Linked DNA regions of Homo sapiens: region 1 is linked to region 2. A link is an interaction called in ENCODE POLR2A ChIA-PET data of the cell type or tissue named here. Cell type or tissue: PC-3. All regions are shown on one strand. Links, peaks and the distances in the headings refer to the core of each region. The heading gives the core; the rest is flanking DNA.

Region 1 (15,373 bases), core at 5,447-10,446, 79 kb before region 2:
CATCATGTTGGCCAGGCTGGTCTCGAATTCCTGACTTTGAGATCCACCCACCTCGGCCTTCGAGAGTGCTGGGATTACAGGCATGAGCCACTGCACCCAGCCAACATTTTTTTATAGAGCTCAATCTCCAGTCCCCACTTCCCCTTCCTGAAAGTCAATGGGTGGGGCTGAAAGCTCCAACCCTCTAGTCACTTGATTTTTGTGGTGGTCAGCCCTAACCTGAGCCTATCAAGGGACCTCGCCCTAAATAACCTCACTAACATAAAATGAGATGTGATAAAAGGTGGCTCGCGCCTGCAATCCCAGCAATTTGGGAGGCCGAGGTGGGCGGATCATTTGAGGTCGGGAGTTCAGGACCAGCCTGGGCAACAAGGTGAAACCCCGCCTCTACTAAAAATACGAAAATTAGCCAGACGTGGTGGCAGGCGGCTGTAGTCCCAGCTACTTTGGAGGCTGGGGCAGGAGAATCTCTTGAACCCAGGAGGTGGAGGTTGCAGTGAGCTGAGATGGCGCCACTGCACTCCAGCCTGTGGGACAGAGTGAGACTGTGTCTCAAACCAAACCAAACAAACAAAAAAAGTGGTTTTTAGGCCGAGTGCAGTGGCTCATGCCTGTAATCCCTGCACTTTGGGAGGCCGAGGTGGGCAGATCACCCGAGTCAGGAGTTCAAGACCAGCCTGGCCAACATGGCGAAAACCCATCTTTACTAAAAATACAAAAATTAGCCCAGCAGAATGGCACATGCCTGTAGTCCCAGCTGCTCAGGAGACTGCGGCAGGAGAATCACTTGAACCCAGCAGATGGAGGTTGCAGTGAGCCGAGATCACACCACTGCACTTCATCCTGGGTGACAGAGCTGGACTCTGTCTCAAAACAAAAAAACAAAACAAACAAAAAACAAAAACCTTGAGAGGTGAGGCAGATGCATGAGAGAGTACCCGTTATCCAATATCATTACCAAGATTAACCCCTTAACCTTCTGCTCCAGAGGGAGATAATTTGTGGGACCTGCAACGCAGCTCTAAGGATTAGTTAATAGACAAAATTACAACAAATTTAGTTCAAATATCTTAATCTGAGAAGAGTTAAAGGTCTAAATCGGAGGAGATGGGCCCTTTCTGAGATTTTAAGCAACATCAGGACATTGTCCTCCGGCTGAAACAACACAACCATGAAGACAAGTGGAGACGCAGAAAACAGGAGTCAACTATTTTTTCTTTTCTCCCCGAATCACTATACCAAAGGATGTTTTCAGTGATAAAGTATAGTAAACATATGAAGCACATAAACCAAGAAGGAATTTACTATTACAAAAAGTTTTGCAAGGAGATAGAATCTGAGTCTAAATAAAAATTGGTTTTCATTTAAGCCCTTTGCTTCACCATCCTATTGGCTTTCTTCCAGGGGCTTCTTGAAAGTGACCACAGAATGGCTGCCACTGTTCTGGACATCACATCAACGGGCCCTCCAGAGCCAGAAGGATGAAGATAAACAAAAAAACTGGCTTCATTCACATGCCTGTCTCATTTTATAAAGGAGGAAAACATCGGCCAGCTGCGGTGGCTTATGCCTGTAATCCCAGCACTTTGGGAGGCCGAGGTGGGTGGATCACGAGGTCAGGAGATCGAGTCCATCCTGGCTAACACAGTGAAAACCCATCTCTACTAAAAATACAAAAGCAAAATTAGCTGGGCGTGGTGGCAGGCACCTCTAGTCCCAGATATTCGGGAGGCTGAGGTGGGAAAATGGCGTGAACCCGGGAGGTGGAGCTTGCAGTGAGCCGAGATCACGCCACTGCACTCCAGCCTAGGTGACAGAGTGAGACTCTGTCTCAAAAAAAAGGAAAACATCCCATCCTCCTTTATAAAGACTCCTTCAGAGTCTCTTCAGGACCTGTCCTTATCTTTCACCACTGAAACATGACATCCTTAGATCATTCCCTGGGCCAAAAATAAAAATAAAAATAAAAATATAAATGAGGTTGCTCATACCAAGGTGATGGTATTAAAAGGTGGAGGTTTTCAATTATGATTGTTCTGCCCTCATAGGTAGGATGAGTGCCTTATAAGAGTCCTATAGGCACTTGTCTTTCCCTTTTACCATGTGAGGACTCATAGAAAGCACTGTCTGTGAGTAATGGCCCTCACCAGATACTGCATCTGCTAGCACCTTGATCTTGGACTTTACAGCCCCCAGAACTGTGATCAATAAATTTATGGGGTGTGTGTGTGTGTGTGTGTGTGTGTGTGTGTGTGTGTGTGTTGAGACAGAGCATCACTCTGTCACCCATGCTGGAGTGCAGTGGCGTGATCTCGGCCCATTGCAACCTCCATCTCCAGGGTTCAACCAATTCCCTTACCTCAGCCTCCCCAGTAGCTAGAACTACAGGTTCACCACCATGCCTGCTAATTTTTGTATTTTTGGGTAGAGACAGAGTTTCACCATGTTGGCCAGGCTGGTCTCAAACTTGTAACCTCAGGTGATTCACCCACCTCAGACTCTCAAAATGCTGAGATTACAGGCATGAGCCCCCACGTCTGGCCTAAATTTATGTTGTTTACAAATTATCCAGCATAATAAATTTTGTTATAGTACCTTGAATGGACTAAGAGACGAATTAAATGACTGTAATGTGTGTATCAAGTGAATCTTCTTAGAGGAGGTTGTCCTCAATGTAATGCTGCACCTGTGCTTATGGAGACTGTGGATGTCATTAAGCTCCTGTCTGCAAAGCTTGTGTGTGATGCCAAAGCTATGAGGGTACCCCTAGGTAGCCTGGAAAGGTGTATTGTGTTTCTTCAGAGGTGGAGGCAACTGTAGCTGAGGGTCTGTAGAAATAAGCACTTAACAGAACATGCTAGCCAAATGAATGAGAGCAAAATGTTTACCAGTTCTTGATTGAATAGTATTAGCAATTTTTAATAATATTAGATGTTAGATATGGGGGCCCTGATAGATGGGACTACAGCCTTAGTGCTGTAGTCATCCATCATAAGACATTCTTTGTGATATTTTTTATTTTCAGATATGGGAACAAGAAGCACTTTGGGCTGTTAAGTGGAGATGCAATGTGGATAGTCACCCTTTTATTAATCACGTTTTGTTTAACAAATTTTAATTATTGAAGGCCATTATTTCACCCTACGTTGGGCCATATTAACTATCTTAACTGGGGGACTAAGTGATCCCATTTTATCAAGCCAATCTCTAAGTGCAAACAATTTACTTTAATTTTAATGTATTATTTATTATGTCTACCTCCAACATATTCTGTTTTAGAGCAACCTACCTCCAACATAGGCTATTTTAGAACAATAGGTATGACTATGGGTAATTTAGGCAAGGCTGTAGTTAAAGCGAGGTATACTCATTTTTCAAAATTTTATATGTAGTTGCCTTCTCAAGACAATATGGGCAAAGTGAGTACATTTAGTGGGATCCTTGCAGGGAGCCGAAGACCCCATGGGATATGACCAACTCATCATTCCACTGGAGGCTATATGATCAAACAGCAAACTGTTTATCATGAATGCAGGATGTGGGCAAACTCACGACTACTCCCACTGCCAGAGGGTTTGCTGAGGGCGAGTCGCCTCCTGGTGCCGAGCTCCTTGTCCACTAGAGGCAAGGTGCCCCCTAACTCCTTCTTCCAGAGATACTCTTTTGTCTCTTGTCTTTTATTCCCGTGTTCATCCCCCTTTGTTCAGTCCACCAGGGATCATGGCACGTTACATAGTGGTGCCCCGAACAGCGACAGAATCAGGGGCTCTACAAGTGGCACTCAAACAGGCGACAGTCTGAACACGGGACTATGAGGATGTGAATGAAGAAGATCTCCTGGAATAGAGGAACTGAAATTGACAACGCAAATGGGGACCCTGGGATGAGTCAGCTGGCAGCGCACATGAGGTCAGCGCCTAAAGAGGTACTGGGATCAGTTCCTTAAAGAAGTACTGGGAATGGGAAGTTTTCTGAATCACGGTAACATGGGGCAGAATTCGTCTACTGAAAAAAATAATTATGTGCAGTTGCTTAGAGTTCTGTTGAAACAAACTGGTGCTCAGGTTAGTTCTCAGACATTAACTTAGCTGCTGCAGGAGGTTATTACACATAACCCATGGTTTCCACAGGCAGCACCCTTGATGTGGAAAATTGGGACAGAGCAGAAGGATTAAAATGGGCTCATCAAAAAGGTCTTAAAATTGATCCTTCTGTTTTCTCCACTTGGAGTTTAGTTCATACTGTACTTCTGCCATTATCTCCTTATTATTCTGTGGGACAACAGGCTGAATCTAAAAATCTGAAAGAATCTGTTGTCCCACTCACAGCTCCAGATGAAAATAAAAAACAGGAGAGGGAGGATAAAAATTGGCCTATACAGCCTCCTCCAGTTGCAGAAACATCTGTATTGCCTCCTTTGGTAGCAGAACTAGAGACCCCAATACAAAGAATTTTATGCTCTGCTGCCATAGCTGGAGAGCCCCTAGGACCTTGCACTTTTCCTATTTCCATAAGGCCTGATCCCAACAATCCACAGCAGGTTATTCATGAACACACCCCACTAGAGTAAGTTGTTGAAGGAATTAAAAGCGAGAGTGGTAAATAATGGCATACAGAGCCGGTTGACCTTAGGATTGCTAGAATCTGTGTTTGGTGCTATGCGTTTTTTACCCTTTGATGTGAGACACTTGATGCGAACTTGCTTGTCCACTAGTGCATATCTGACATGGAATTTAAATTGGCAAGAAATGTGTGCAGACCAGGCTAAACAGAACCATGTTGCTGGACACGGAGACATTACAGAGGATATGCTATTAGGTAATGGCCCTTATTCAGACCTGGAAAGTCAAATGGCACTCCCAGACGCTGCTTATCAGCAGTGTGCACAGGCTGTTAAATGCACCTGGGCCGCAATTCCTGAAGAGGGAGTCCCAGTACAATCCTTTTTACATATGCAAGGGTCACAGGAACCCTATGTGCAATTTCTTACAAGATCACAAGAGGCAGTGAAGCGTCAGATTCCTCATACCACGGCTGCAGAAATGCTAACCTTAACTCTAGCTTTTGAGGATGCAAACGCGGATTGTAAACATGCACTGGCACTGGTGAGGTGTATAAAAAACTTGGGAAGTTTTCTCAGAGCTTGTCAAGATGTAGGAACTGAGCTTCATCACTTTGCAATATTAGCGCAAGCAGTGGCTAATTTAGCAGTTGACAAATCTAAAAGGAGCCAAGGGTCAAACCCTAAAGTGGGAAAATGTTATAATTGTGAAAAACCTGGACATTTTAAAAAGGAATGCCGCCAGATCTCAGTACAGAAAGGACCTTACAATGCAGTGCCCCACCCAGTGGAAAAAATGCCAGGACTTTGTCCTTGCGTAACAGAGGAAATAACTGGGCTAATCAGTGCCGCTCAAAATTTCATCAGAATGGCACCCCCCTGCTGGGAAATGAGATGGGGGCCTGGACCCAGGCCCCACAAACAATGAGGGCATTCCCAGTCCAGACCTCAACCCCGTTCCAGGCATGGGTTCCCAGAGGCACATTGATTCCCTCACCCCAGGAACACAAGGAGTGCAGGATTAGATCTCCCAGTCAAAGAATGGGTAATGTTAGTTGGGGCAGACAAACCCATCAAAGTTCCCACTGATATTTGGGGACCTTTATCAGCAGGATATGTGAAACTAATTTTAGGCAAAATCTGCCTTAACTTACAGGGCATTACTGTAGTCCCAGAAGTTGTTGACTCTGATTATGAAGGAGAAATTCAAGTAGTTTTAATGTCACAAGATCTTTGGGTTTTGAGCTGGGACAATATACTGCTCAATTATTGCTTATTCCCTGCAAATCACACCCTTCTCCATGAAAGGAGAAATGAGAAAATAAAGAGGTTGGGAGCACAACTACATGAGAAATCTATCTATCCCAACCCATAGCCTCTAATAGACCTACCTGTGTAGTACACATTAAAGGAAAGAAATTTTATGGGCTTATGGATACGGGAGCTGATGTGTCAGTCATATCTAAAGACAGTTGGCCCCCATCCTGGCCCTTGCAATTAACTTCTACATCCCTAGTGGGAGTAGGAACAGCTCAAAGTGTTCAACAGAGCACTGAGATTTTACCTTGTCTTGGTCCAGATGGACAGTCATGTACTTTTCAGTCTTATGTTGAAAATATAGCTATCAATTTATGGGGTTGAGACTTACTTATAACATGGAATATGAGACTTACAAATGAAAACTTTGATAACCCAGGATTTAAAATGTTGAAGAACATGAGATATCAGAGGGGAAAATGTTTAGGAAAATTTCTTCAAGGAAATCCTAACCCAATATCAGTAACTGGAAAAACAGATAGAAAAGGGCTAGGACGTCAGGATTTCTGACGAGGGTCATTGATATTTCTCCTCTGCCCACTGCCTCACTATTAGAATGGCTCAGTGACAAACCCGTGTGGGTGGATCAATGGCCCCTATCTCAGGAGAACCTGATGCAACTTCAGCAGCTAGTAAAAGAACAATGGGATGCCGGACACATAAGCTTGGAATTCTCCAGTGTTTGTTTTTCCAAAAAAGTCCGGAAGATGGCGACTACTACATGATTTAAGAGCTATTCATGTACACATAAAACTGATGGGTGCCTTACAAAAACTTTCACCATCTCCAGCGGCTATTCCAAGAGACTGGCCTCTTGTAGTAATAGATCTTAAGGATTGTTTCTTTACTACACCCTTACACGAGAAGGATAAGCCTTGATTTGCATTCTCTGTGCCTTCTATTAATCAAAGAGAACCTGTTTCTCATTATCAATGGAGAGTTTTACCCCAAGGCATGCTTAACAGTCTTACGCTATGTCAGCATTTTGTAGGACAGGCATTAAAGAAGCCTCGGAATATGTTTCCTACTGCTTACATCATTCATTATATGGATGATATTCTTTTGGCTGCTCCTACAGATCAAAACCTACATCAGTTATTCAGAGAAACAAAGCAGGCTTTGACTAAATGGAATCTCAAAATAGCTCTAGAAAAGGTACAAACAACTTCCCCATACCAATACTTAGGAACTATTGTTACAGAGAGAAGTGTATGGACTCAGAAAGTAGTTCTCCATAAAGACAGGTTATAGACTTTAAATGATTTTCAGCAGTTATTAGGAGATATTAATTGGCCATGACCGATGTTAGGTATTGCTACCTATCAACTTACACATATTTACCAAACCCTGCACGGAGATTCTTTAAATTCCCTGCAGCAACTAACTAAAGAGGCAGAAGCCAAATTACAGCTTGTAGAGCAAATGTTACAGCAGAGACATGCCTCATGGCTACAACCACAAAAACCTTTGCTTTTGTTTATTCTTCCTACCCCCTACTCTCCAACAGGACTTTTGGGCCAGTTTATAGACTAGTCTGTAACAGTAATAGAATGGTTCTTTCTATCTAATCAAACAGTCAAAACCTTGCAAGTTTATCTTTCTTTAATTACACAAATTGTGACTATGGGCAGGCATAGGTCACAAATGCTTACAGGATATGATCCTGACAAAATTATTGTTCCTTTAGACTCTCAGCAACAAGCTGCAGCTTGGGAAATGTCGACTGCCTGGCAAACTGCTTTCGCAGACTTCATGGGCGTGATAGATAACCACTACTCTCAGACAAAATTTTACAGTTTTATAAAATCCATTCTTTCATTCTTCCTGTGATTACTCATCACAAACCTATTCCAGGTGGACAGACTTATTTTACTGATGGCTCTTCCAAAGGTCATGCTGCCATCTATGGACTAAAACATACTCAAACAATAAGGATCTCTGGGGTTTCAGGTCAATGCTCAGAGCTAGTTGCAGTCAGCTGTGAGGTTTTACAGCTCACAGCTTCAGATCCTATCAACTGCAGGGACCCGAAGGCCCATGGGACGTGACCAACTCAGCATTCCACTGGAGGCTATATGATCAAACAGCAAACTGTTTATCATGAATGCAGGATGTGGCAAACTCACACTGCGCTGCCACCAAAAGGTTTGTGGAGGGCCTCACTCCCTGGCTCCTTGAAGTTATCTATTGAGAGTTATCTATTGAGAAATCTAGCGCCTACTGTTTTAAGAATGCAGTCTTGCAAGCCTGCTGTGAATCAGGCTGCTAGCCAGCAACCACCCCCCCCACTTCCTGCTATCTCTTTTGCCTGATAAATACGGAGGGCTGTGTAAAGCTCAGGGCCATTGTCCACTAGAGGCAAGCTGCCCCCTGACCGCTTCTTCCAAATATACTCTTTTATCTCTTGTCTTTTATTCCCACGCTCGTCCCCTTTGTTCAGTCCATCAGGGATCGTGGCAGGCTACAATCAACATTGTCAACCATAAAGACAGGTTACAGACTTTAAATGATTTTCAGCAATTATTAGGAGATATTAATTGGCTACGCCCGATGTTAGGTATTGCTACCTATCAACTTACACATCTTTACCAAACCCTGCAAGGAGATTCTTCTTGTTCAGCTTATGTTGTAAATTTAGCCATTCGCATAGAAACTGCTACAGTTAAAAGTACGCTAGACCCAGAACTGCTTAATTTGTTTCACTTATTCTCATATGCTGCATGGTACATGCCAAACAGGTGAGACAGCTGGTCATGTACAGCGACATTGTCTGTCATCATTTGCTCATATGGGAATACCTAAACAATTAAAAATTGACAATGGACCTGCTTATACTAGTCATGCTTTTCAAAATTTCCTACAGCTTTGGGCTATAACCCATAAAACAGGAATTCCTTATAATCCTAGAGGACAAGGCATTATAGAATGGGCACATCAAACATTACAACGAATGTTGAAAAGACAAAAAGGGGGTATAGGAGGCCAACTACCACCTCAATCAAAACTACATTTAGCCTTATTTACTTTAAAATTTTTGACTCCTGGTACGGATGGTAAGACTCCAGCAGAAAGACATTGGCAAGTGTTAGAGGAAAAGAGGAAAGTTTATCTGAAAGTGTTATGGAAATCCCCAGAAGAAGGACAATGGAAAGGCCCGGTGGATTTACTGACATGGGGAAGAGGGTATGCTTGTGTGTTTACAGGAGATTGACAAGCCATGTGGGTGCCCTCAAGGTGCTTGCAACCCTGGAATGGGAGACTGGAGAAACATGGGGTGGCCAACCATGGGCCCAGTCCCTCCGGTACGAGCCATGAGTCAGCTGAGCCTGAGTGCAAAGATGGAGAGAAGGCCGACTGGAGTCACGACACAGTCTTAATGTTACATTTGTAAAGAATATCACCACTCAATTTGTGGTTTGTGTTTTTAATCCTTATGTCTTTTTGGCAGCTCAGAAGGACCAGCTCCAGGTAAACAATACCCAGTTGACCTGTAAATCTTGCCAGTTATATCACTGCATTAATCATAGCACATTGCGAACACATAATATCTCGACTTTGATGATTTTAGGTTGCATCCCTGGGCTAGGGATTCCTGTTAATCTGTCCGAGGCTTGGGCTGCCACACCTGCTTTGCATTTTGTGAAACTTCTTCTACTTCAGGTTACTTATTGTGCCCGTAGAGCCTTAGGCATGATAATTTTTGCTATCGTTTCCTTGGTCACACTAATAACTTCTGTTGTGATGTCCTCTGTAACTTTGCATAGTTCTGTTCAAACGGCTCAGTACGTAGAGAATTGGACACGTACAGCCAACCAAGCGAGGCTACTTCAGAATAAAATTAACACTGAGTTACAAACTGAAGTGGCAATGTTGAAATCCATGGTTCTGTGGTTAGGGGAACAAGTATAAAGCTTGCAGTTGCAGCGGCAATTGCGCTGTCATTTTAATCACACTCGTATTTGTGTAACCAACTTAGAATATAACAAAAGTGAGTATCCGTGGGACCTTGTGAAAGCCCATTTGCAAGGAGCTTTCACATCCAACATCACCTTTGATATTAGTGAATTACAAAACAAAATTCTTGATTTAAATAGGCACACTCAAGAATTTCAGCCTTCTTTAGAAGACTGGACTGAATTCCAGGAAGGCCTGGAGAGCCTCAACCCTTGGACCTATCTAAAGTACCACAGTAACATCTTATATGTAGTTCTTGGAGTAATGTTGTTTTGTCTCTGTCTTCTGTTTATAGTCTGTAAAATCGGATGGACCGCCAATCGGAGAATGAGAGCTGCCCAGCCTGGTCTTACATTCTTTCAATTAATTCATAAACAGGGGGATATGCAGGGAGCCGAAGGCCCATGGGACGTGACCAACTCAGCATTCCACTGGAGGCTATATGATCAAACAGCAAACTGTTTATCATGAATACAGGATGTGAGCAAACTCACGACTGTGCCTGCCGCCAGAAGGTTTGCTGAGGGCAATCGCTTCCTGACGCCAAGCTCTTTGAAGTTATCTACTGGAACATCTAGAGAATGCAGTCTTGCAAGCCTACTCTGGACCAACCAACTGACCTCTTCTTCCACCCCCCTTCTCACTATCGCTTTTCTCTAATAAATACAGAGGGCCGTGTAAAGCTCAGGGCCTTGTCCACTAGAGGCAAGGTGCCCCCGGACCCCTTCTTCCAAATATACTCTTTTGTCTCTTGTCTTTTATTCCTGCATTCACCCCCCTTTGTTCAGTCCACCAGGGATCATGGCAGGTTACATAGTGGCGCCCCGAACAGCCACAGAATCGGGTGCTCGATAGATCCTCATATATAACTATAATTTGAGCCCCAATGTAAAGTCCATAAATTTTTGTCAATTTGAGCATTTTTGCTGTTGTTGAAGTTAAGTTAGTACCTATGTTGTAAAGGCACAAAACCAAATCAGTGCCTTTTTATCCTTTTGTTACATAATTTTTTTGGTATAAAAATTAATATATGAATTTTGAATTCCCAATCAAATCAAATTGTAAAACTTTGTTTTGATGCGGTTATATATTAAATGTACATAATTCACCTATTTGTCCTATGTTTACATTAAAATATTATATACATATATACATATGATGTATTTAATTTCCTTTTTATCACCCTCCCATTAGAAGTTTGTTCATAAATCAGTAAGTATTCCAGGGCTAGGATTACGTTTCCTAGATCTGGATTCTGCCCAGTACTTAAATTTAAAGTTCCTCTTTTTTTTTTCTTGTACTCGTGACTGTGGTGTAGAACTGGAAACTGTGTCAAGGGTGACTGAGCCCTGAGCCTCGTATGAGAAAATTAAGCTTGTATTTAGACTGGATGCCGAGGCAACAGACCCTTATAAGCATTCACTGCAGTGAAGAAGGGTGATTAATGTTGGTTAGGCAGCTGTCAGTCTTGGCCAGAATTATGCCTTCAGGTACTCAAGATCCCTTTACACTCTTCTTCCAAATAGAAGAAGTAGAGCCATCCTTCCCAAGGATGAGATCCCCAACGTTTTATGTTGAAGTTTCTTTGTGATAAGTGTCCCATAACTTAAAAGAATACTTAGCTTCAAAGCCCCAATATACCACGATGCAATGAGAATTGGGAATCCACAATGGAAACTCCTAATGAGGAAAAGAAAAAAGGGAGATGTAGCGGACACTGTTCTACTGCAATTAACCAAGGCCAGTGGGAAGGAAAGGTAAGAATCCCCTGTCCTGGCAGTAGAGGGAGTCTATTAATTAGCCCATCTGGAAGCCCTGGCTCTCCTATCTAGAGGTCTCACGCTGTCCTTCGTGGCTCCTGACTTTCTGTCTTGCATTTTTTTCATTGTTCCTCATTTTCTATGGCCACAACTTAGTTGGGCATTAAAGAATATACATTTTTTTTTTTTTTTTGGAAATTGAAAGCATTTATAGGAGTCAAAAGTGTGAATGAAATGGTCAAACTGCTCTGCCTTGGAAATGCACAGAACTCTAGAGAAGACGAGAAGAATGAGTAAAGCAGTGGAGTGAGAGAGGACATTGATAACAGGATTCCTTGGTATTCATGTTGAGTGGTGTCTTTTGCCAGTGCATCAGGAAAGTATGTTACACAATACAAAATTGACAATTTCTGAGTGTTTTTGTGGAGAAAGCAAGGTAAAGGGCTGAGTTATGAGTTTATTTATTTAAATACAAAGTCATTAGGCAGTTGTTAGTGAGAGTACTGTATTGAAGTGGAAACTCAAAATTTAAGGTGTTCATGAAAATGGAAGCCACCTGGGAATTTATAAATATTGCGCACATGAGGATGAGAATTTACTAGACATGACTTGGTTCACGTTATTTTAATTTTAGTTAAATTAATTTAATTTAATAAAATAATTTGTAACAGAGATAATTTTAATTAGACATCAAATGTTTCTCACTTAAATATCTAGGTGACACTATTTATTGATTCATTAATTCAGTATTTATTGAGTGCCTACCACATGTCAGACACTATTTTACACATAGAGGGTGAGGATTCATCTGTAAGCAATACAGACCACAATTCCTGCCCTCAGACAGCTTACATTCTTATTATATGAAAGGAACCATATGAAGTTTGTATACAGTTGTATACAATAAAATAATCTGTAACGATGTAAATGAAAGAATAAAAATAATCATGTTAATATTGGCAGATATTACATTTGAAAACATTTAACATCCATTCATAATTTAAGCAATAGAAGAAGAGAACTCTTAAAAAGTAAGAATAGAAGACACCTTCAACAGTCTGATTAAAAAGAGAAAGATACAAAAAGGTGACAGCAAACATTACACTTAAGGGTAAAGTAATTAAGTTTTCCCTTTAATATATACTATCTCATCCAAGCCTTACAAATCCCCACCACTCTTTCTGTTTTCTTGTAGTTTTTTTCCACTTCCACTTACCCCAGGGTACAGGCTGAGGTCCAGAAATTAGAAATGACACCCACAATAGCCTCATTTTCTATTTCTTACTCTCAAATTGGGGGGCATGGAAGTATTTTTTCCTGATTAAAAACTTCATCCACTCATCCTTGAATGGCTTAATATGACTCAAGGGTAGATAAAGCTGGGACTGGCATGAGGGTAGGATGAGAAAGGGCTAAAAAATATCCCTGACCCCCTCCTCTCATTGCCTGTACCTCTACCTCTGCAGGAGGTGAAGCAGTGTTGGTAGCTCTGTCACTGGTCTGGGCTGAAGAGCTGAGGCAGCCCTCAACAGCCCGTCTGCTGTAGTCATCCATCGTAAGGCATTTTTACGAATTTTTTTTTTTTCAGATTTGGGAACAGGAAGAACTTTTGGGTTGCTAAATGGAGATGTGGTGTCGATAATCACGCTTTTATTAATTCGGTTTTATATAATAAATTTTAATCCTTGAAGGTGCTGTTTCAACTTCTATTGGGCCGTAATAAATTATCTTAACTGGGGGACTAAGGGGCCTCATTTGATCAAGCCAATTTGTAAGTGCCAAAAGCTTACTTTAATTTTAATTTGTTATTAATTGTGTCACAGAATCTATGTCCAACATAGAATATTTTAGAGCAATGACTGTATGACTGGGAAATTTAGGCGACGCTACAGATAAAGTGAGGTCTACTCATTTTTCAAAATTTTAGTTAGCTTCTCAAGATTATGGGAGTAGAGTAAGTAAATTTAATGAGATCCCTATGTATAACTATAATTTGAATCCCACTATGAAGTCCATAAATTTTGTCAATTCGTGCAGCTGGAGTGCAGTAGCACAATCTCGGCTCACTGCAACCTCCACCTCCCAGGTTCAAGCAATTGTCCTGCCTCAGCCTCCTGAGTAGCTGGGATTACAGGCACCCAGCATCACGCCCGGTTAATTTCTGTACTTTTAGTAGAGATGGGGTTTCACCATGTTGGCCAGGCTGATCTCGAACTCTTGACCTCAGGTGATCTGCCCACTTCGGCCTCCTAAAGTGCTGGGATTACGGGCGTGAGCCACCGCGTCCGGCCGCTAATGTTAGAAGTTAAGTTAGAACCTATATTGTAGAGGAACAAAAGCCAATCAGTGTCCTTTTTGTCTTTTTTTACATAAACTTTTACTACAAAAATTAATATATGGATTTTGAATTTCCAGTCAAACCAAATTGTAAAACTGTTTCAATTTGGTTCTATATTATGTATACATAATTTATCTATTATATATTTACATTAAAATATATGCATATATAATGGATTTAATTTCCTTTTGTCACCCCCATATCTAGAAGTTTCTTCATAAATTAATAAATAATCTAGGGCCAGCATTATGTTTGCTAGACCTGGTTTTGGCTCAATACTTAAAGTTAAAAGTTTCTGTCTTTTTTCTTGGACTTGTAACTGCCTAGAGCGTCAGTCTCTCTGTTATTTTTTTCTATTTTCTTTTTTCCCCCATCAGTCTTTTAGCCACTTGAAGCCAAAATTCTTAGTTTCTGTCCTAGTTGATAAGAGTAAAAGGGGAAGGAGGAAAAGGGCCCGGTGCCACTGGACAGTCACCTCTCTCTGGGAAGGACCCATTACAAGACAATGAGTCCCTCTCCTCTCTTTTTTTTCTATTTCACATAAAATCTTTAAAGTGACTTGCATTTCTAGGCATCTAATATTTATATACTTTTTATTTCCTAACCTCACTCTCTGGATGTTTACTGGACAAGATCCCAGTGGTATGGAGTAGCACTCTGCTGTTTTCACTTTACACATTGTTACCAAAAAAGAAAAAAAAATGGTATTGAGAGTTAGTCCAAACTGCACCACTTTGTAAGCCCCCCACCATTTTGCAGACTTTGGTCAAAGTGAAACATTCCATGGGGTTTCGGGCCATGAGAAACATCCTGCCCAACCACCTGACCACAAGGCACACGAACATCCTTATCACACTCTGCCGGGCAAAGGCCCAAGGAACATCACTATCACATTCTGCAGGAACAAGTGCCAAACCGCCTCATCATGGGAACATGTTATCAACATTTTCCCAGGCAACGGGCCATGCTCCACTTCCAGACCTCTCCCACCCAGGCCTGTAATTGCCCCAGCCTGTAAGCAGTGGTGGGCACTGGCACCTCTGCAGGTTTATACTGGACATAAATGCCTGCATTTGCTGTTGAGACACTCTGTCTTTGTGTGTCTTTCTTTAATCTCACTTTCTCTTCAAAACCGAACAATGAGCTCCACTTGCACTGGCCTTGTAGGCAGCCGCTTTTCTTTCCAGGGTGACCCGATCGACCTCTGAGGGGCTGGGAGAACGAGAAGTGATAGCACCAAGGAATGCAGCAACCAAGGAGGCACTGGCCTCAGCAGCACCGGCTCTTGCAAGGTGCCCTGGGGACTCAGGTGCAGTTGCCGTGTCACAGGTTAGAGTTAGGCGACTGGACCCTTTCACCCAGCTCCCCTTCACTGACACACTGAAGCCAGCATTCTGTCATCCTCTTCAACTTCACTATGGTGGAATCGCTGCTCCCCAGGAG
Region 2 (15,373 bases), core at 10,354-15,353:
AGATGGGATCTCACGATGTTGCCCAGCCTGGGTGACAGAGTGAGACCCTGCCTCAAAACAAACAAACAAAAACAAAAAACAAAAAACAAAATTATTGCAATGGTTTGGATACAGAAGAAAAGAGAGTTCATCTGTCCTTTATTAAACCAGACATTTAAAAAATCTGCAAACAGGCTGGGCATGGTGGCTCATGCTTGTAATCCCAGCACTTTGGGAGGCTGAGGCAGGTAGGTTACCTGAGGTCAGGAGTTTAAGACCAGCCCGGCCAACATGGTGAAACCCCATCTCTACTAAAAATACAAAAATTAGCTGGGCGTGGTGACGCATGCCTGTAATCCCAGCTACTCAGGAGGCTGAGGCAGGAGAATCACTTAAACTTGGGAGGCAGAGGTTGCAGTGAGCCAAGATTGCACCATTGCATTCCAGCCTGGGTGACAGAGCGAGACTACAGCTCAAAAAAATAAAAACAAAAAATAAAATAAAAACTAGTACTGGATTTTGCAAGAAATAGCAAGTCACCCTGAAGTTATAATTGTATGGCATTTACAATAAAGAGAATTTTAGATTATATTATTATTCTTTGTAAAGTGTGTGGTACATATCCTTTATAATCAGTAAAATTACAAAATGTATTATAAACATATGTGTTTATACACAGACATACATTTTTCCCCTTGGAGAGCCAGTTGTTAAACATCTACCAGCACCTCACAGTGTAGAAAGCACATGTATTTTGGATCCTGTAACAGTCATGTTCAGATCCCGGCTGTCACTGCTTGTGTGACCTCAGACAAGTCACTTCCCTCTTCGAATGTCAATTTTCTCTTCTTTAACATGCGAGCAGTAATAGCTGCCTGAGGGAATCTTTTGGTTGGAGCTCATGAACATGAGATGGGAAGCATAGAGCTGAGCATCTGTATCACGGCTGGCCAGGCACAGTGGCTCACACCTGTAACCCCAACATTTGAGGCCAAAGCAGGCGGATCACTTGAGCCCAGGAGTTCCAGACCAGCCTGGGCAACATGGCAAAGCCGAGTCTCTACAAAAATAAAAAAATACAAAATAAAAAAAATCAGCCAGGATTGGTGGCGCACACCTGTAGTCCCAGCTACTCAGGAGGCTGAGGCAGGAGAATCGAGGCTGGGCCTGGGAGGTCGAGGCTGCAGTGAGTCATGATCATGCCAATGAACTCTATTCTGGGGAGTAAGAGCAAGACCCTGTCTCAAAATATAATAAGATAAAAACATACATATCATGGCCACCATCAACATTATGACCATTTCCACCTGCTGGAGACAGGGTTGTTTTCTCTGTCCTCTGCAACCAGAGTGACGTGACACTTCCTGTATTACCCGCCCTCTCCCATTCTCATAGTCTTTTTTCCCCCTCGCACCTCCCTTTGTCAAGCAACAGTGGTAGGGGTCATTTAGTAGGAATTACTCTGAAGTCCCTGCACCTGGGGTTAGGGGAGCGGAAACGCTCCCTCAGTGATCTGCTCTGATCACGTGCACCTTAGAAGAGCATGCATGGTCCCTGTGAGCCTCCCCAGGGCACAGAGAGGAGCTTGTTCATCTTACGCTCCACATGTACCCCGCACTGGGCTGGCATGTTAGTTTGCTAGGGTGCTGTAACTCATTACCACAAACCAAGTGGCTTCAAACCACAGAAATGGATTATCTCACAGTACTGGAGGCCAGAAGTCTGAAATTAAAGTGGCGGCAGGGTTGGCTCCTTTTGGAGGCTCTGGAGGAAAATCCCTTCCACGCCTCTCTCCTAGCTCCCAGTGGCGGCTGCCATCCTTAGCATTCCTTGGTGTTAGGGATGTAATTTTGTCCTCTCCCCACCCTCCATTCCTATGTTGAAGTCCTAACCCCCAGCCCCTCAGAACGTGTCCTTATTTGGATACTGGATCATGGCAGATGTAATTGTTTAAGTTAAGGTGAGGTCATACTGGACTAGGGTGGACCCATAATCCAACATGACTGGTGTCCTTATGAAAAAAGGGAAATTCGGATGCAGGTGCGCACACGGGAAGAACGCCATGTGATGAGGAAGGCAGAGGTTGCAGTGATGCTTCCACAAGCCAAGGAACACCACAGACTGTCAGCAAATCACCAAAGATTGTCAGTGTCAGGCACCAGAAGCAGCCAAGTGCAGTGGCTCATGCCTGTAATCTCCGCACTTTGGGACGCTGAAGTAGGAGGATTGCTTGAGCCCAGGAGTTTGAGGCCAACCTGGGCAACATAGCAAGACCCTGTCCTTACAAAACATTAAAAAGTGAGCAGGGTGTGGTGGTGCACACCTATGGTCCTAGCTACTTGGGAGGCTGAGGCGGGAGGATCACTTGAGCCCAGGAGTTCTGAGTTGTGGTAAGCTACAATCACACCACTGTACTCCAGCCCAGGTGACAGACCAAGACCCTGTCTAAAAAATAAAAATAGGCAGGGCGCTGCGGCTTATGCCTGTAATCCTAGCACTTTGGGACACTGAGACAGGCAGATCAACAGAGGTCAGGAGTTCGAGAACAGCCTGGTCAACATGGAGAAATCCCGTCTCTACTAAAAATACAAAAATTAGCCGGGTGTGGCCGCGCGTGCCTGTAATCTCAGCTACTCAGGAGGCTGAGGCAGGAGAACTGCTTGAATCCAGGAGGCGGAGGTTGCAGTGAGCTGAGATTGCGCCACTGTACTCCAGCCTGGGCTACAGAGGGAGACTTCCTCTCAAAAATAAATAAATTAATAAAAATAAAAAACAAGCTAACCAGGTGAGGTGTCTCCCACCTATAGTCCCAGCTACTTGGGAGGCTGATGGGGGAGGATTGCTTGAGCCCAGAAGTTCAAGGCTAGCCTGGCAATGTAATGAGACCTCATCTCTACAAAAAAAATTTTTTTAAATAGCTGAGCATGGTGGCCTGTGCCTGTAGTCCCAGCTATTTGGGAGGCTGAGATGGGAGGTTGGCTAAAGCCTGAGAGGCAGAAGTTGCAAAGAGCTGATTGGGGCTGGGTCAGCTCACTGGCTCAGAGGTTAGTGGGCAGTGAGCTGACTGTACTCCATCTTGGGCAGCAGAGAAAGAGCCTGTCTCAAAGAAAGAAAAAAAAAATCACCAGAATCTAGGCAAGAGGCATAGAATAGATTCTGCCTCACAGCCCTCAGAAGAAACCAAGTCTGCTGGAACATCCTGATTCTGGACTTCTAGCTGGCAAAACTTTGAGACAGTAAATTTCTGTTGTTTAATCCCCTGAGTTTGTGTCACAGCCGGCCCTTCATATTTGTGGTTTCTACATGTAAGGATTCAACCAATCACGAATAGAAAATATTTGAAAAAAGTAATAAAAAATACAAATTTTAAAAATACAGTAGAAGAACTGTCTATCATTTATATTGTATTAGGTATCATCAGTAAGCTAGAGATGGTTTAAAGTATATGGGAGCACTTTGGGAGGCCGAGGCAGGCAGATCACTTGAGGTCAGGAGTTCGAGACCAGCCTGGCCAACATGGCAAAACCCCGTCTCTACTAAAAATACAAAAAATAGCCAGGCATAGTGGAGGGTGCCTGTAATCCCAGCCTCTCAGGAGACTGAGGCAGGAGAATCGCTTGAACCCAGGGGGCAGAGCTGAGATTGCACCACTGCACTCCAGCCTGGGTGACAGAGCAAGACTCCAACTCAAACAAATAATAATAAATAAATAAATAAAAATAAAGTATATGGGAGGATGTGCATAGGTTATGCGCAAATACCACACAATCTTATGTAAGTGTCTTGAACTCATCTGTGCATTTTAGTATCCGCAGGGTCTTGGAAGCAACCTTCAGAGAATACTGAGGGACAGCTGTACTTTTTTATTACAGAAGTCTTAGAAAACTAGTACACTTAGCTTGTGATACATCACTCCAATCTCCACCTATGTCTCTGCATCACTTTCTTTTTCTTTTTGATACAGGGTCTCCCTCTGTCACCCAGGCTGGAGTGCAGTGGTACAATCATAGCTCACTGCAGCCTCGATCTCCTGGGCTCAAGTGATCCTCCCACTTCAGCCCCTCATGTAACTGGAACTATAAGCGTATGCCACCACATCCAGCTAATTTTTAAATTTTTTGTAGTGACAAGTTCTCACTGTGTTGCCAGGCTGCTCTCGAACCCCCTGGGGCTCCCACCTCGGCCTCCCAAAGTGCTGGGATTACAGGCATTCAGTCTTCTTATTTCACTTTGGGAGGCATTTTTTTTTTCCTAATCAGATGGTTCTCAAACTGTACGTAAGAATTACCTGGGACATTTGTTTAAATCATTTCCATAGCCCTGAGCTCACAAAATCTGAATAAATGACAGTGAAGACCAGTAGTCGTCATGTTTAGCAAATGCACACAGATGATGTGGATGCTTTGGGCTCCACGGACCAGTTTTGCAGAACACTTGAACATACGATGACAAGAGCTGATGGCGGAGGCCGTGTCTCATGTGCTTTGGGGCAGCTTCCTTCATCTCTGTGTTATCTCTCAACATTTGGAAAATGGAAATTATCACAAGGACCAGAAGGGTGTTGGCCAGGATGGTATCAGTGTTGAAAAGCCAGATCTCATATCAAAATCCTTAACTTCATGACACCTGCAAAAGCTCTTAAAACCCTTTATCCAAATAAGGTCACATCCATAGGTTCTGCAGGTTAGGACTTAGATGTATCTTTTGGGGGCCACCCGTCAACCCCACTACATGTGGAACCAAGGACACTGAGGGACAGATGTATTTTGTTACTACAGAACCCTTAGAAAACTAATACACTTGGCTTGTGGGTGCATCACTGCAATCTCTGCCGCCGTCTTTACATCACCTTCTTCTCTGTGTTTAGTGTCTACCTCCCTCTGCCTCACTCTTATAAGGACACCTGCCGTGGCGTTTGGGGCCGACCTTAAATCTAGGATATGCTCATCTTGAAATTCTTAGTTTTATGACATTTGCAAAACCCCTCTTTCCAAATAAGGTTGCAGTCAGAGCTTCTGGGGGTTAGGACATCCTCTTAAGTAATCCCCTCATGGGAAACCACGGCAGCGTTATTTCCTCTTCATCTTACAGCATTCACTGGGAATGACGGCATTGTGGTTTTGAGCCTCTGGACTGTGGGTGCCTGCAGCCCAGGTCACAGAAAGGGGCCGCCGGACTTCTGCAGCTCTGTGTCCTCTATCTGGAGCCCACAGGCGTGCCCCTTTGATGACACACTCTCTGTGCTGCACAGTCTGGCTGTTCACCAAACTGTTTGGAGCTTTCTGCTATGTCCCGGGTAAGAGGGTCTATTCACCCCATGCTTGAAAGACTAGGAACCAAACAGAGTTCCACTCACCTGCATCAACATGGGGAAGGGTCCTCCTTGTCTGCAGGTGGCTAAGGAGGCTCAGAGCCAGGAGTTGGCTTGCGCAAGCCTGCCTGCCTTGGAACCCAGGGGTGTCTGATGACAGAGTGTGGGCTCCTCCCAGCTCCAACCTGGCTTACTCCTCAGAGGAGAGGTGGGGTATCCAGGGAGGGTGAAGGGGTGGGGTATCCAGGGAAGCATCCCCCTGTTGCCACCTGAGTTAGTCTTGGAGACCTTCAAACTCTGCTGTTTCAGGAACGGCTAAACTCACCTCATATTCTAATGTGCCAGACAGACTCTCTCTCTTAATCTTCAGGGCTATCCTATGAAGGACAAATTGAGACAGTCCCATTTTACAGATGAAAAAAGAGAGGCTCAGAGGAATGAAATGGCTCCACGCCAAGAACAGGCAACTAACGGTGAGGGAATAAGTGTTCGGGTCCCCTAAACTTCATTGTTGAAATCCTAATCCCTAAGGAGATGTTATTAGAAGGGAGCATGTTTAGGAGGTGATGAGGTTATGAGGGTGGAGCCCTCATGCATGCAATTGGTGCTTTTGCAAAAGAAGCCCGAGAGAGAGGACCCTGCCCCCACCACCATGTGAGGACACAGCAAGAAGACCCCATTTATGAATCAGAAAATCCACTCTCACCGGACACCAAATCTGTCAGTACCCAGGTCCTGGACTTGCCAGCCTCAGAACTGTGAGAAATAAAATTTTTGTTGTTTATAAGCCACCCAGCTTAGGGTATTTTGATAGAGCAGCCAGAAGGGACTAAGACAATAAGAAACATATATCTGGGGCCGGGCGCAGTAGCTCATGCCTTTAATCCCAGCACTTTGGGAGGCTAAGGCAGGCGGATCACTTGAGGCCAGGAGTTCGAGACCAGCCTGGCCAACACGGTGAAACCCCGTCTCTACTAAAAGTACAAAAATTAGCTGGGTGTGGTGACACACGCCTGTAATCCCGGCTACTCGGGAGGCTGAGGCAGGAGAATCGCTTGAACCTGGGAGGTGGAGGTTGCAGTGAGCCGAGATTGCGCCACTGCACTCCAGCCGGGATGACACAGCAAGACTCTGTCTCAAAAAATAAAAAATAAAAAGAAAGAAATATGTATTTGGGCCAGGTGAGGTGGTTTACAACTGTAATTCCAGTGCTTTGGGAGGTCGAGGTGGGAGAATTGCTTGAGACTAGGAGTTTGAGACAATATAGGCAATATATAGTGAGCCTGGGCAATATAGTGAGCTCCTGTCTCTACAAAAAATAATAAAATTAGCTGGGCACAGTGGCACAGCCTTTATTTCCAGCTACTCAGGAGGCTAAGGCGGGAGGATCGCTTGAGCCTGGGAGGTTGAGGCTGCAGTGAACAGTGACTGCACCACTGCATTCCAGCCTGGGCCACAGAGTGAAGACTTGTCTAAAAATAAATAAATATATATTTGTTTTCTGCCCCTAATTTCTAGCACAGAGCTCCTAAAATTCTTGTAACTTCCTGAGTGAGGAGGTGAGAAGAACATATTTTGTTATTCATAATTAGCCCCTACCAGCCATACCTGAGTTTATGCTAATGAGGAGGATCTGGGCGGATCGGGGATGGTTGCCAGAGAGACGAACCCTGTGATCCCAGTGGAATTTTTAGCCTCATGCTCTAAATTCCAAGAAGGGAGAGGGGCTGGAGATTGACTAATCACCAGTGGCCAATGATTTAATCAATCATGCTATAAAATAAAAATAAAATCCTAAGGCCCTCCCTCCACCCCACTCACCATCACCACCACTGACTCAGCAAGACCCTTTCTTAGCCAAAGGGATCCCAGAGAAACCTAAAAACTGAGTTCCTGGCCATGACTTCAAGGGAGGTGGGACACGCCTTCTTATGCCCCTTCTCTTTTGGAGTTTAGGAACACAGAAGACCAGCATTATAGTTAAAATAGACGTCGTAAGATTGACAAAACAGACTCTTTGTGATGATAAGATACCAAATTACATACAAGACCTAAGGCAAGTGTTAAGTCACTTCTAAGGGCCATCAATCTTGCTACATCCCTCATCCTTATCTTAAAACATTCTTTTTTGCAGACTCCAGGTTTTGCAGACTCCAGGTTTTAAGCAGACCTTACTCCTTTAACCAACTGCAAATTAAAGAAGCCCTGAATCCATCTGTAACCTGTCAGCCCGCCCCTCTTCAAGATATTCTGCCTTTTCAGGCCAAACCAATGTATGTCTTCCATGTACTGATTTATGACTTTGCCTGTAACTCCTTCCTCCCTAAAATGCATCAAATCAATTTTTACTTTAAGTTCTGGGATACATGGGCAGAATGTGCAGGTTTGTTACATAGGTATATGTGTGCCATGGTGGTTTGCTGCACCATCGTCTAGGTTTTAAGCCCTGCATGCATTAGGTATTTGTCCTAATACTCTCCCTCCCTTATCTCCCACACCCCCTCCCTTGACAGGCTCCGGTGTGTGATGTTCCCCTCCCTGTGTCCATGTGTTCTCATTGTTCAACTCATGATCGCATGAGTGAGAACATGCGGTGTTTCGTTTTCTGTTCCTGTGTTACTTTGCTGAAAATGATAGCTTCCAGCTTCATCCATGTCCCTGCAAAAGACATGAACTCATTCTTTTTTATGGCTGCAACATCAAACCAAACTTAATCTGGCCAACCTTGGGCACACCACGGTCACTGAAATTGTCCCAGAATAAACTTCTTTAAAATATTTTACAGAGTCCAGGTGTGGTGGCTCACGCCAAAAATCCCAGCACTTTGGGAAGCTGAGGCAGGAGGATCACTTGAGCCCAGAAGTTTGAGACCAGCCTGGGTAACCTAGGGAGACCCCATCTCTACAAAAAATTAAAAAAGTAGCTAGGTGTGGTGGCACACGCCTATAGCCCCAACTACTCAAGAAACTGAGGTGGGAGGATCACCTGAGCCCAGAAGGTTGAGGCTGCAGTGAGCCATGATTGTGCCACTGCACTCCAGAGTGAGATCTTGACTCCAAAAATTAATAAATAAATAAAAATAAATACAATAAAATACTTTATAGAGTTTGGTTTTTCTGTTAACAATGCCCAGGTAAAGGAACATCCACAAAAACCCTAAACAATAGGGTTCCGAGAAGTTCCAGGTTGATGAAGACGTCCACATGACGCCATCGCAGACAGAAGCTCTCACACTTGGAACCCTTCTGGACCTCACCTTATGTTCCCCCTCATCTGGCCACTCACCTGTAACCTTTATAATACTCTTTATAATGAACTGGTACATGGAAGTAAAGCACCCCCCTGAGTTCTGTGAGCTGTGATAGCAAATTATGGAATGTCAGGAAGGGGTTGTGGGACCCCTGATTTGTAGCCAAGTCAGATAGAAGTGTGGGTACCCTGTGGTCCCAGTGCCTGTGACTGGCATGTGAAGTCGGGGGCACTCCCGTGGGACTGAGCCCTCAACCTGTGGGGGCTGTGCTAACTCCAGGGAGTTAGTGTCAGAACTGAAGTGAGTTGTTACACATGCAGTTGCTGTCCAGAGAGTTGGAGAATTGATTGTTGGTGGGAATGCAGCCCGGCCTCTTTGGTGTCAGAAGTGTGGAGTGGAGAAACAGGGTCTTCTTGCATTTATTCATGTTTTTCGAGACACAGTTTCACTCTGTCCCCCAGGCTGGAGTGCAGTGGTGCAATCTTGGCTCACTCCAACCTCCACCTCCCGGGTTCAAGCGATTCTCCTGCCTCAGCCTCCCGAGTAGCTGGGATTACAGGCGCCCAGCACCACACCCAGCTAATTTTTGTATTTTTGGTAGAGGCGGGATTTCATCATGTTGGCCAGGCTGGCCTCCAACTCCTGACCTCACATGATCCGCCTGCTTCGGCTTCTCAAAGTGCTGGGATTACAGGCGTGAGCCACCACGCCTGGCCCAGGGTTTTCTTTCAAACCTACTCCTCCCTGGCAGCCCCAGAGGTCCAGGCCACCAGCCCTGGGCCCTGGATCCCCACCTTTGGATCTATTTTCTGAATCTGATTGCTGTGTTTGTCCTACAGAGACTCCTCTGCCCTGACTGTGGTGGAGGCCGATGCAGGAGGCAAGGTGGACAATGGGAACTTACAGAGAGGAGGGGGTAACCCACAGAGCTAAACCACATGTGCAAGAGGAACCTGGGCTTGGGAAGTTTTCTGTCAGGGCTCGGTGTTGCGGGAAGCCAGGGACCCCAAATGGAGGGACCGGCTGAAGCCATGGCAGAAGAACGTAGATTGCGAAGATTTCATAGACATTTATTAGTTCCCCAAATTAATACTTTTGTAATTTCTTATGCCTGCCTTTACTGCAATCTCTAAACATAAATTGTAAAGATTTCATGGACACTTATCACTTCCCCAATCAATACCCTTGTGATTTCCTATGCCTGTCTTTACTTTAATCTCTTAATCCTGTCAACTGAGGAGGATGTATATCGCCTCAGGACCCTGTAATAATTGCATTAACTGCACAAATTGTAGATCATGTGTGTTTGAGCAATATGAAATGTGGGCACCTTGAAAAAAGAACGGGATAACAGCAGTTGTTCAGGGAATAAGAGAGATAATCTTAAACTCTGACCGCTGGTGAGCCAGGCAGAACAGAGCCATATTTCTCTTCTTTCAAAAGCAAATGGGAGAAATATCGCTGAATTCTTTTTCTCAGCATGGAACATCCCTGGGAAAGAGAATACGCGCCTGGAGGTATAGGCTTATAAATATCCCCCCCAGGTGCTCCTGTCTCTTATGGTCGAGACTGCAGGGGTGAAATAGACTCCAGTCTCCCATAGCGCTCGCTCCCAGGCTTATTTGGAAGAGCAAATTCCCTCCTAATAAATTTTGATCAGACCAGTTGATCTCAAAACCCTGTCTCCTGATAAGATGTTATCAATGACAATGGTGCCTGAAACTTCATTAGCAATTTTAATTTTGCCTCGGTCCTGCGGTCCTGTGATCTCGCCCTGCCTCCACTTGCCTTGTGATATTCTATTACCTTGTAAAGTACGTGACCTCTGTGACCCACACCTATTCGCACGCTCCCTCCCCTTTTGAAAATCCCTAATAAAAACTTGCTGGTTTTTGTGGCTTGTGGGGCATCACGGAACCTACCGACATGTGATGTCTCCCCCGGACACCCAGCTTTAAAATTTCCCTCTTTTGTACTCTGTCCCTTTATTTCTCAAGCTGGCCAACGCTTAAGGAAAATAGAAAAGAACCTACATGAATATCGGGGCAGATTCCCTGATAGCTCGGAACGCAGTAGAGCTGAGAATCTAGGGGTCCAGGCCTCATCTTGAGCCCACTGGATGCCAGCCCCCCCACCCCCTCCTCCCTCAGACCCAGGAGTCCAGGTCCAGCCCCTTCTCCCTCAGACCCCAGAGTCTAGGCCCCCAGCCCCTCCTCCCTCAGACCCAGAAGTCCAGGTCCCAGGCCCTCCTCCCTCAGATCCAGGAGTTCAGGTCCAGCCCCTCCTCCCTTAGTCCCGGGAGTCCAGGTCCAGCCCCTCCTTCCTCAGACCAGGGAATTCAGATCCCAGCCGCTCCTCCCTCAGACTCAGGAATCCAGGCTCTCAGATCTTAGTCTAAGCCCCCAGCTCCTCCTTCCTCTGTGACTGGCAGGGCATAGCCTAGTGACCTAATGCCTACCACCTGATTTCTGTTACCCAGCCATGCTGCCTGTGTGCTGTATCACTTGTCCCAGGAAATGACTCTTCTTGTGCCTCAGTTTCCCTATCTGGAAAATGGGTCTCCTCCTCTCTTGCTTCCCTGGAGAGGATAAACAGCTTTTGCAAAAGGAAGCCCCTCCCTCCCTCTCCCTCTGTCTGGCTCTTACTGTCTCTGTTTCTCTCCAGGGAAAGTGGCAGGAGAGATGGTGCATGCTGGGGTAGAAAGTGCCTTCAACTTGTTACAGGCAGGGCTCTCCCCCTCCAGGCCTTTCTCTCCCTCCTCCCAGCTCTGGAAGTCCTACAGTTTCTCCCAGAGGCACTAGCTGGAGGCAGAAGGTGGATGTACAGTCATCATTGCTGGCTAGGCTCCCTCCCTCCCTCCCTGGATTTCGGCAGAATCATGGAAGCCTAGGGGTTTCCCAGAATAGGCATGTGGGGGAGAAAAGGTCCCGTCTAACTCCAGCCCATCCAAGGTTCTGAGTTCCTGGAAGTCCAGAGGCAGTCTCTTTACAGACTTGGGGTCTTTGCTGATCCTGGAGTCTTTTTCCTCTAAGGTCCCACCTCCCCGGAGCTCCTCAACCCATCCTCCCAGGACTGGCCACTCTGAGTGGTGTCCATAGAACTATTACGCAGGAGTCGGTTGGGGGTCCCAGCTGCTAGGCCCTCTCTCCCCAACTTCTCTCCTCCCCCTCTTGCCTATCCTTCCCTCTCTCTCTCCCTCCTCCATTCTCCTCCTCCTCTTCTGATCTTCCTCCCCCTCCTTCTCTCTTTCCCTCCCTCCTCCTCTCCTTCCTCCTTCTTCCCTTATCTTTCCTTCCCCTCCTTCCTTCCTCTCCATTTTTTTTTCCCCCAGACAGAGTCGCTTTGTCGCCTAGGCTGGAGTGCAGTGGCGTGATCTCGGCTCATTGCAAACTCCACCTCCCGGGTTCAAGCGATTCTCCTGCCTCAGCCTCCTGAGTAGCTGGGACTACAGGCATGCACCACCACGCCCACCTAATTTTTGTGTTTTTAGTAGAGACGGGGTTTCACCATGTCAGCTAGGCTAGTCTTGAACTCCTGACCTCAAGTGCTCCACCTGCCTTGGCCTCCCAAAGTGCTGGGATTACAGGCGTGAGCCACCGTGCCCGGTCGCTCTCCTTTTTCTTTCCCCTCTCCATCTACCAATCTGACTTTCTATCCTGACCTCACACATTGTTCAACACATATTTGTTGAGCACCTACCTAGACACAGGTCCAGGCTCTGAGGAATGAGCCATGAACAAACCAGATAAAGACAGCTGCCTGTCTAGAGCTTGCATTCGAACCAGGAAGACACACATTACACAAAAAAGATACTAAACGTACCTTATGCAGGTTATACGTTATATAGGAAGGGGACCAATGCTATGGGGAAAAAGAAAAAGCAGAAGAGAGTAAAGGGGGTCAGGAATCCAGGGGTAGGGCAGTTTTTCGCTGTTGAATAGATGGTCGTGGAAGCCAGCTTCTGTCTTTCATTCCTCTCCCTCCCTCCTTTTCTCCTCTGTCTCTCGGTATCTAGATCCCCGCAGTGTGCATTTCCCTTCCCAATCCAGGACACCTGGCAAAGAAACCATCTACCGGGATTCAAGCATTTAATAAAACAAGGATCTCTTCAGGTTACTGCCCAGGGGCCCCTTGCCCTCACTGGTTCCCCAGTAGGTACCTGCCTGAGATGGAGCAAAGCGAGGAGCAACTGTAGCCAGAACTAGCTGAGGTTAGGGGCTTGGCAAGTTAGCCCGCCATGTCTGTGTCCATCCCCCAGTCTTCTTGGTCCTGGCTCCTCGGGGTCCTGCACCTCTGCCCAACCTCACTCACACTTCCTCTCTAGCCTGGAAAAGCCCCAGGGATCTCTGATGCAACCCCACCCCCCAGCAACTCATCCTGGCCCAGAGCCCCCTGTCTCTCCCTCCAGTTTGTCCCTTACTCAGACAAAGAGCTGATCCTGCCCCTCCCTTGCTCACAGCCCTTCCATGGCTCCCCATTGCCACCAGAGCAAAGTCCTAGCCTCTGATTCCTGCATTCAAAACCCGACACGTTGCATGTGTTAAATAGCTTGATTTAGCCATTTCACAACGAATATATATATATGTATATAGCAAATGTCATGTTGTATACCATAAATATGTATAATTGTTACTTAGTTTAAAAAAAATTTTTTTTTGAGACGGGAGGCTGGAGTGCAGTGGCGCAATCTTCGTTCACTGCAACCTCCGCCTCCCATTCAAGTGACTCTCCCACCTCAGTCTCCTGAGTAGCTGGGATTACAGGTGCACGCCACCACACCCGGCTAACTTTTGCATTTTTAGTATAGACGGGGTTTCACCATTTTGGACAGGCTGGTCTCAAACTCCTGACCTCAAGTGATCTGCCCGCCTTGGCCTCCCAAAGTGCTGGGATTACAGGCATAAGCCACTGTGCCTGGCCAAAAAAAATTTTTTTAAACCTAAATGAGCGGACCTCACTAGGGACCCTACAATCCCCCAGCCCCTTGTTTCACCCTTTGTGCTTCACAGCATCAATCCGCCCTTACTTTTTTGACTGGCCACACCATTTCTTGCCTTGGATGCCCCTTTCTTGCCCCACCGTCCACCACCACCCTGACCACGGCTAACGCCTCATCAGCCAGCATCACCTCCTCCAGGAAGCCCTCCCTGACTCTTGGGCTGGGTTGGTGCATCCTTGTACTGTTTTGTGGCCCTCTGTTTACACAGCTGTCTTCTCCACCAGATTGGCATCTCCCCAAGGGCAGGGCCCAGGGCTGAGTCATCTCTGTGTGCCCGGCATCGCCCAGCCCAGCCCTGTCCACCAGGGCTCAGGAGATGTCCCCACAATGAATGAATGTTCTCTCCTCTGCCTTTGCTCCATTTTTGCCTTACCTCTCCCACCCTGTGCTCCTTCTGTCCAGGTATTCTGTAAGCTGTACCCTGAGGTTTCCTGATGATGGCTGAAATGCTGGGAAGGCCACTGTGGACCCAGGGCAGGAACTGGAGAGCAGCCACCAGAGGAATGGGGGTTTCTAGGAGCCATGGGTGTTAGCGAGGGGTGCGGTGTCCCTACCTGTCCCTCCAACAACAGCCCCGGCCTGCTGTGGGAGTGTTCAGCTTCACTGCTCCCTGTCTTTCAGCACTTGTCTGGGCTGCTTCCAGCCTTGGTCATCTCTTCCTGCAAGAAATTCTGGGGGCTGGACATGTAGGTCTAAGGGAGAAGGAAGCTGGGAGTTGAGACTCCTGGGTCTGAGGGAGGAGGGGATGGGGGCCTGGGCCTGGGCTCCAGGGTCTGAGGGAGGAGGGGATGGGGGCCTGGACTCCTGGGTCTGAGGGAGGAGGAGATGGAGTCTGGACTCCTGGGTCTGAGGGAGGAGGGGATGGGGCCTGGACTCCTGGGTCTGAGGGAGGAGGGGATGGGGCCTGGACTCCTGGGTCTGAGGGAGGAGGGGATGGGGCCTGGACTCCTGGGTCTGAGGGAGGCGGGGCTGGCAGCCTGGACTCCTGGGTCTGAGGGAGGGGTGCTGGGGACCTGGACTTCTGGGTCTGAGGGAGGTGGGGCTGGGGGCCTGGACTCCTGGGTCTCAGGGAGGAGGGACTGGGGGTCTGGACCCTGGGTCTGAGGGATGAGGAACTCTGAACCTGTACTCCTGGGTCTGAAGGAGGAGGGGCTGGGTGTCTGGGATCCTGGGTCTGAGGGAGGAGGGACATGGGAACCTGGACTCCTGGGCCTGAGAGAGGAAGGGCTGGGGTCTGGACTCTCGGGTCTGAAGGAGGAGGGTGCTGGGAACCTGGACTCCTGGGTCTTAGAGGAGGGAACTGTTGAGGATTAAAGCCCTGGTTATCCTTCCTCAACCGCACTCTGGTTTTAGAAACATCTGGTTTTATACAGCTGCTCCACCCGAGCAGGGCGGGGTGGGGGCTGGGCAGCCAAATGCCCCACTTCTGGGGAGGAGCCTGCGCTGCCCCCTCCCACTGGGCGGAGGACTCACCCTCCCCTTCTGCTCTGGGCTGGCCTCAGATCATCTGAGGACCCATCATCCTGACACAGCCAGACACCAGGCAGCCCGGCTCCCGGCAACAGCGTCAGACACAGCCCGGCCCGCCCTGGTGGGTGGGAAGGGCGTTCGAGCTCCTTGGGAATGCACCTTCTCCCTGACAGGCCCAGGCAGAGGCTTGGCCTGGCGCAGCCTCCTCGGGGAAAACCCCAGGGTGTGAGGACTTGGTGTGAGGACTTGGTGTCTGGCAGGGGAGAGCTCCGGGACAGGCTGGAAGAGATGGAACTGCAGGGAGAGACGAAGATGTAGAAACAGAGAAATGGAGAGAAACTGAATGAGAGAGACAGAGACAGAG

The links. Peaks named below come from ENCODE experiments on the same cell type or tissue, not always from the same donor. Only the 100,000 strongest peaks of a DNase experiment are listed, where the experiment ranks them.
Region 1: POLR2A ChIA-PET joins it to region 2 with 18 read pairs; 2 of 35 experiments call an interaction of 5 or more read pairs at or near these places.

The regions. Positions count from the first base shown.
Region 1 is chr19:51,800,009-51,815,381 of GRCh38, reverse strand. All of the region lies in intron 1 of FPR3 (formyl peptide receptor 3), which reads right to left. It also overlaps a transcript of ZNF577 not described here. Among named protein-coding and RNA genes, the nearest start is that of FPR3, 13 kb to the right of the region's middle. In PC-3, for the core only: CTCF peaks have their summits at 6,594 and 7,787; DNase peaks (open chromatin) are centred at 6,571, 7,931, 8,631, 10,371 and 1 weaker place; H3K4me3 peaks cover 947 bases; H3K27ac peaks cover 3,769 bases.
Region 2 is chr19:51,725,965-51,741,337 of GRCh38, reverse strand. LOC124904754 (a long non-coding RNA gene) reads left to right here and starts at 5,169. Exons shown (of 2, transcript XR_007067319.1): 1 at 5,169-5,275; 2 at 7,247-7,876. RefSeq lists a silencer at 7,208-7,502. In PC-3, for the core only: no CTCF peak of the experiment used is centred there; no DNase peak of the experiment used is centred there; H3K27ac peaks cover 372 bases; H3K27me3 peaks cover 308 bases.